2 separate regions of the Homo sapiens genome follow, and region 2 is linked to region 1. A link is an interaction called in ENCODE POLR2A ChIA-PET data of the cell type or tissue named here. Cell type or tissue: CD4-positive, alpha-beta T cell. All regions are shown on one strand. Region 1 overlaps LINC01890 (long intergenic non-protein coding RNA 1890). Region 2 overlaps ARHGAP25 (Rho GTPase activating protein 25).

Region 1 (2,500 bases):
CTCCTGGTCTGGCAGTGTCTCTCATTCTACTTTTTTCCACCAGTATTATGAGACAACAGAGCAGCTGTTGGCCTCAGAAGCACTAGACAGCCTAGCCTGCAAGTGTCAATCCCTCTTCACAATCAAGAGAAGAGTTTGGCTCGCTTAAGTTGCTACTATTTGCTCCTGTGCCACCTTGCATACAAGGAGAAGACAAGAAACAGGGTTTTTTTTTAGGACCCTGGGACCTTATGAGTGCAAGGGTCACACAAACCCCTTCATCCTGCTGAAAAAGGCTGGGAGGAGGGAGCCCCTGAGGGCCAGAAAAGAAGATCTGGAGTCTGATGGCACTGTTTTAATGCCCTCAAAAGGCATGCATGTGATTGCATGACAGGGTAGCTCCAGGTCTCACCTGGACCAAAGGACCAGGTTCTAGAAGGCAATATCTGGAGACTGACCTGTGTCAAGGGGTGCTGTTGGACTCTGCAGCTCCTACCTGTACTTTCAGAGCCCTTCCATGGAAAGGACTCCATCAACTTTGCCTTTTTCCCAGCCACACCCTCACCTTTATGTTAGCCGCTCTCCTCTTTGCTCATGAGCTGAGAACCCAGAAAGGTCATCAATGTGCATTTGAAAACCCCTTGCCCTCTTCCCTCCCAAACTCCTTTTCTGTCACAGCCTCAAGCATGTCCCTTATCAGGGTACTCTTATCTTAAGTTTGGGGCAGATATGATGCTTTTCCAGTAAGTCTGTACACTGGATAGGACAATTTGTACTAGGGTATTGGCTGGGATGATCCCCTTCCAGTGGATTCTGTTCAGAGCCTGCAGTCTGGAGAGACCATGTGTGGCATTCCTAGTGCATAGACAGCTGCAAAGGATGTAAACTATAAACATTTTGTTGTTGTTGTTGTTTTGACCAACTTCCTAAAACTCTGCTCAAAGGCCTGTCCCCTCAGAAAAGCACGAAGCCGGAGATTCCCAGGCTGCCCAAGGCCGCTGAGAGGGGGAGGCCAGAGAACACAGTGGCACAGCAACTGCTGGCTGGATTCCACGGGCTCTGGGCCAGAAGATGCGTGTACACGAACGCCCTGTAAACTTCCACATTCCACCACTTCCTTTCCAGATAGCAGCAGTGGTCAGGTCACGTGCTTGCCGGAGAGCAGAGAAAACACTTGGAGGCTGCTTCTGCAATTAAAATGGGCTGCATTTACAAGAATTACACAAAACCTTTCATCCTGCCAGAGAATGATGGGAGGGAGGCCCTGAGGGTGGAGCTCCAGCTGCCACTCAGAAGCTCAGGGTGGCATCTGGCCAGCAGCAGCAGAGAGGCTGGAGCCAGGGGGCTTGTGGCTCAGATGATGTCCCAGGAGAGAATATCGACACAGCTGTGTAACTGTAGCTTCTATTTCTTCTGATGCTGGAAACTCTCTTAGAATCATAGGATAAAAACTGGAAAACACTCTGATTGTATTTAATTCAACCTGTTTATTTAACGGACAGGGGAACTGAGGCCCAGAAACATAAATTAAATGGCCAGTGCTCACACAGAAATTAGGAAGAGGATTGAAGGAGGTGATTTTGGAGGGCTCCTCTAACCCATGATTCAGTGATTCTTGTGGTTCTTGCTTTCTCTCCAAGGGTTCTTTCCCCCAAACTGCAACCATGGTGTGAACCCCATTGAACATCCGTTGCTGAGTGCTTCCAGAATATAGAGCTCTCCTCAGCTCATGATCACAACCAAGACCCACCTAATATGATGCCAGTTTTTCACCTACTGTGTATTCCCAATACTATTTTAAAACACTGGTTCTCAGTCTTGGTGGCACAAGAGAATTACCTTAGGAACTGTAAACAAAAATTCTGATGCTCAGATCTTACTTCATATCAATTGAATCAGAATCTTTCGGGATGGGGCCTAAGAATTGGTAGTTAAAAGAAAAATTCCCAGTTGATTCCAATATACAATCAGGATGGTTAAATAGTTTTAAAACTGCTAAGTTTGGCTTTAGTCATGACTAATGGTAATATTAATTCTACCTGCTCCCCTTTCCCATCTCCAGTTAACACAGCTACATTCTCTGATTTACAGGCTGATTTTTCATGTGTTTATTCATCTAGGATAAGACATGATTAAGTGATACAGAATGGATTTATGTTATATGCCCATTATGCAGATGGTGAAAAGTGAGCCCAAAATTTTTTTAAAAAATGAGTATAACAGTAGCTTAGTATGAACAAATCCAAGGATTTTGAGAATTCCTAAATATATGGGGACACTGTTTACTTGCTTTAAGGATTGACTCTAAACATAGGCAAAGAAGATAAGCACTTGAGGGCCTGATTTAAAGAGTCCCGAGAATAGCTCTGATGAAAATCATCTCTTTTTCAGACTCATGTTAGATTGAGAAATCCCTACCAGTAGCCTTTGGAATATTAACCACAAACGTGATATTTCTGGGAGACTCCATGAAGCCTCCATTAATCGTTAGTATCATCTTTATATTAGTTATCTGCTTCCC
Region 2 (2,500 bases), 55 kb before region 1:
ATGTTCTTATTTATAAGTGGGAGCTAAACAATAGGTATACGTGGACATAAATATGGGAATAATAGGCACTGAGGACTCCAAAAGTGGGGAAGGCAGGAGGAAGGTGAGGATTGAAAAATTACCTGTTGGTTACAATGTTCAATATTTGGGTGATGGATACACTAGAAACCCAATCCCCACCATTAGGCGATGGACTCATGTAACAAACCAGCACGTATACCCCCTGAATATATTTTTCAAAATCAATGAGGAGATGTTGGCAATTTAATGCATTAAAGATAGGAAAGAAGAAAGAGAGGAAGCTTGATGATGGAATGACATTTTGAAGTGAAGAGGGAAGTTGAAGAAGCTCTCAGTGATGACTCCCATCCTTTTAGTAGGAAGTAAAGTCACCTGTTGATAAAAACAGCAAGAGTAACATATACTTACCTTTGACCAGGGACTGTGCTAAGTGGTTTGCGTATGTTTGTTTAATCTCTACAACAATTCCATAAACAAGGAAGTATTATTATCCTAATTTAGCAAGTGAGGAAGCCGAGGCTCAGAGAAGCATAATTTATCCACCGTCAAAAAGTCAGGAAAGGTAGAACTAGTCTCCAATCAGGTGAAATGAAATGGGTCGGGAGCAGAGTTGATAGCTTAGTTTAGCTGTGTCATGAGTGGTCCAGGGATGGACAAAAGCTGAAAAAGGGGGTTGGAAGATGGAGCCTTCCTCCAGCAACACTTGGCAGAAGGAGAGGGGTGCAGACACTGGGTATTAGCAAGTGTGGAGGGCAGTGCAGGCCAAGGAGACAAGGGCATCATTGAACTGGCTGGGAAATAAGATGGGGCTCAGAAGGAAGTGTTGAATGGGGACCAGGGTGATCGATGGAGCGCTGTGGAGGGAAGGAAAGGAGAGCATGGTCCTGGGTGGGGGTTACCATGGAGACAAGATGTGGAGGTACAGGCTGGACTTACTCGAATGACAGGCAGAACTCCTGTGTGAAAACAAAAGCCAAATATACCATGCTGAGTGCATGCAGGTTCAAGGGGCTCTGGCTTCAAATCCTGCTTCTGAGTTCTATTGGCAGTGACGATCTAACTGTAAAGGTCATAGGAAGGCAGCAGCAGTGAGCGCCTTGTACAGCATAAAGGGCTGGGATACTCTCCGTGGGCAGGGGACAGAATGGCACTGGGCAGGAGAATTCAGAAGGTGCCAACTCCCTGCAGGCTGGCCCTGTGGCCGGGGGCTGGGGTTTGAGTGGGGTCCGCTGGAGGGGGCCTGCGTTCCACAGCGAGGTTGGAGCTAACAGCTTCTGTCTTGCGGCCCCTCCTCTAGCCGGCCGCTGTGGAAGAGTGCCCAGGCAGCTTCCGGCGGCCTCTGCAGCTGCGTGGGACTCACCCCGAGCCTTCAGAGTGAGGCATTATTTTCTCCTCTCTCTTGTCAGATACTGACTCCCACGCAGGAAAAAGGAAGCACCTTTTGTCAGATGCTGTGGCCACTTCCTCTTCAGAAGGCTCCAGCCAACCTTTCGGTTTGCAGAATGACGGGGCCCGCCGCGGTGCCGGACTGCCTGTGCACGGGGCCACCGACTGCAGCCTGGGTTTTATTCTTGGCCTGGCCCTGACCGGGAGCTGGCCCCTCGGCTGCTTCTCTGGCTCGGGGGGGACTTTCTCTGGCTCAGATCCGGACCCCTGAACTGGACCTGGTTGTCGTCCCCCCGCTTCTCAGCCCCCTCTGGGGTTCCTCTCTCCTCTCCGCCCACTCTTTGCTCACTGCCCCATGTCCCTCGGTCAGTCGGCCTGTCTGTTCCTCTCTATAGCTCGGTCAAGGAGTGTGATGACTGGCGAGCAGATGGCTGCCTTCCATCCATCGTCCACCCCCAACCCGCTGGAGAGGCCCATCAAGATGGGCTGGCTGAAGAAGCAGAGGTCCATCGTGAAGAACTGGCAGCAGAGGTACTTTGTGCTGAGGGCGCAGCAGCTCTACTACTACAAGGATGAAGAGGACACGAAGCCCCAGGTACCAGCCAGGCTGTTTGTCCCGTTCATAAGGCACGGAGGAGGCGGGCCTGGAGCCCGCTGGGATTTCACTTAAACTCACAGGGGCCTTCTCAATAGGACCAGACACACCCATTGGAAAGGAAATTGCTTTTCCCTTTACACCATTTTCTAGATACATAAACTGAGTTGCAAAGATGACAGAGTGGTCCTCCAGGAAGCACCAGGACGGGCACTGTGGAGTTTCCTACACATGGCTCTGAGTCAAGACTGGCAACAGGGCGGTGATGGTAGTGACACTCAGTCAAGGGCTCAGAGAGAGTGGATTTGGGTTCAGGAAAACCGATTTTGGGACTCATTGATTTGTTTGTTCAGTAAGTATTTATTGAGCGTTTATTATATGCCACACACTGTTCTAGGTACTTGAAATAAACTATGAGCAAAACAGATAAAAATCTCTTCCATATGCAGCTTAGAATGTGGAGGAAAAGACACATAAACATAACAAATAAGAAAAGTA

What was found. Peaks named below come from ENCODE experiments on the same cell type or tissue, not always from the same donor. Only the 100,000 strongest peaks of a DNase experiment are listed, where the experiment ranks them.
Region 2: POLR2A ChIA-PET joins it to region 1 with 10 read pairs; 11 of 35 experiments call an interaction of 5 or more read pairs at or near these places.

Annotation. Positions count from the first base shown.
Region 1 is chr2:68,828,330-68,830,829 of GRCh38, forward strand. All of the region lies in intron 3 of LINC01890 (long intergenic non-protein coding RNA 1890), which reads right to left. Among named protein-coding and RNA genes, the nearest start is that of LINC01888, 2.4 kb to the right of the region's middle. RefSeq lists a cis regulatory region at 773-1,404 and an enhancer at 1,090-1,589. In CD4-positive, alpha-beta T cell, no CTCF peak of the experiment used is centred here; DNase peaks (open chromatin) are centred at 1,082 and 1,632; H3K27ac peaks cover 2,500 bases.
Region 2 is chr2:68,773,419-68,775,918 of GRCh38, forward strand. ARHGAP25 (Rho GTPase activating protein 25) reads left to right here. Exons shown (of 11, transcript NM_001007231.3): 2 at 1,803-2,002. Among named protein-coding and RNA genes, the nearest start is that of ARHGAP25, 40 kb to the left of the region's middle. RefSeq lists enhancers at 1,315-1,414, 1,445-1,534, 1,555-1,604. In CD4-positive, alpha-beta T cell, no CTCF peak of the experiment used is centred here; a DNase peak (open chromatin) is centred at 1,423; H3K4me3 peaks cover 1,944 bases; H3K27ac peaks cover 2,500 bases.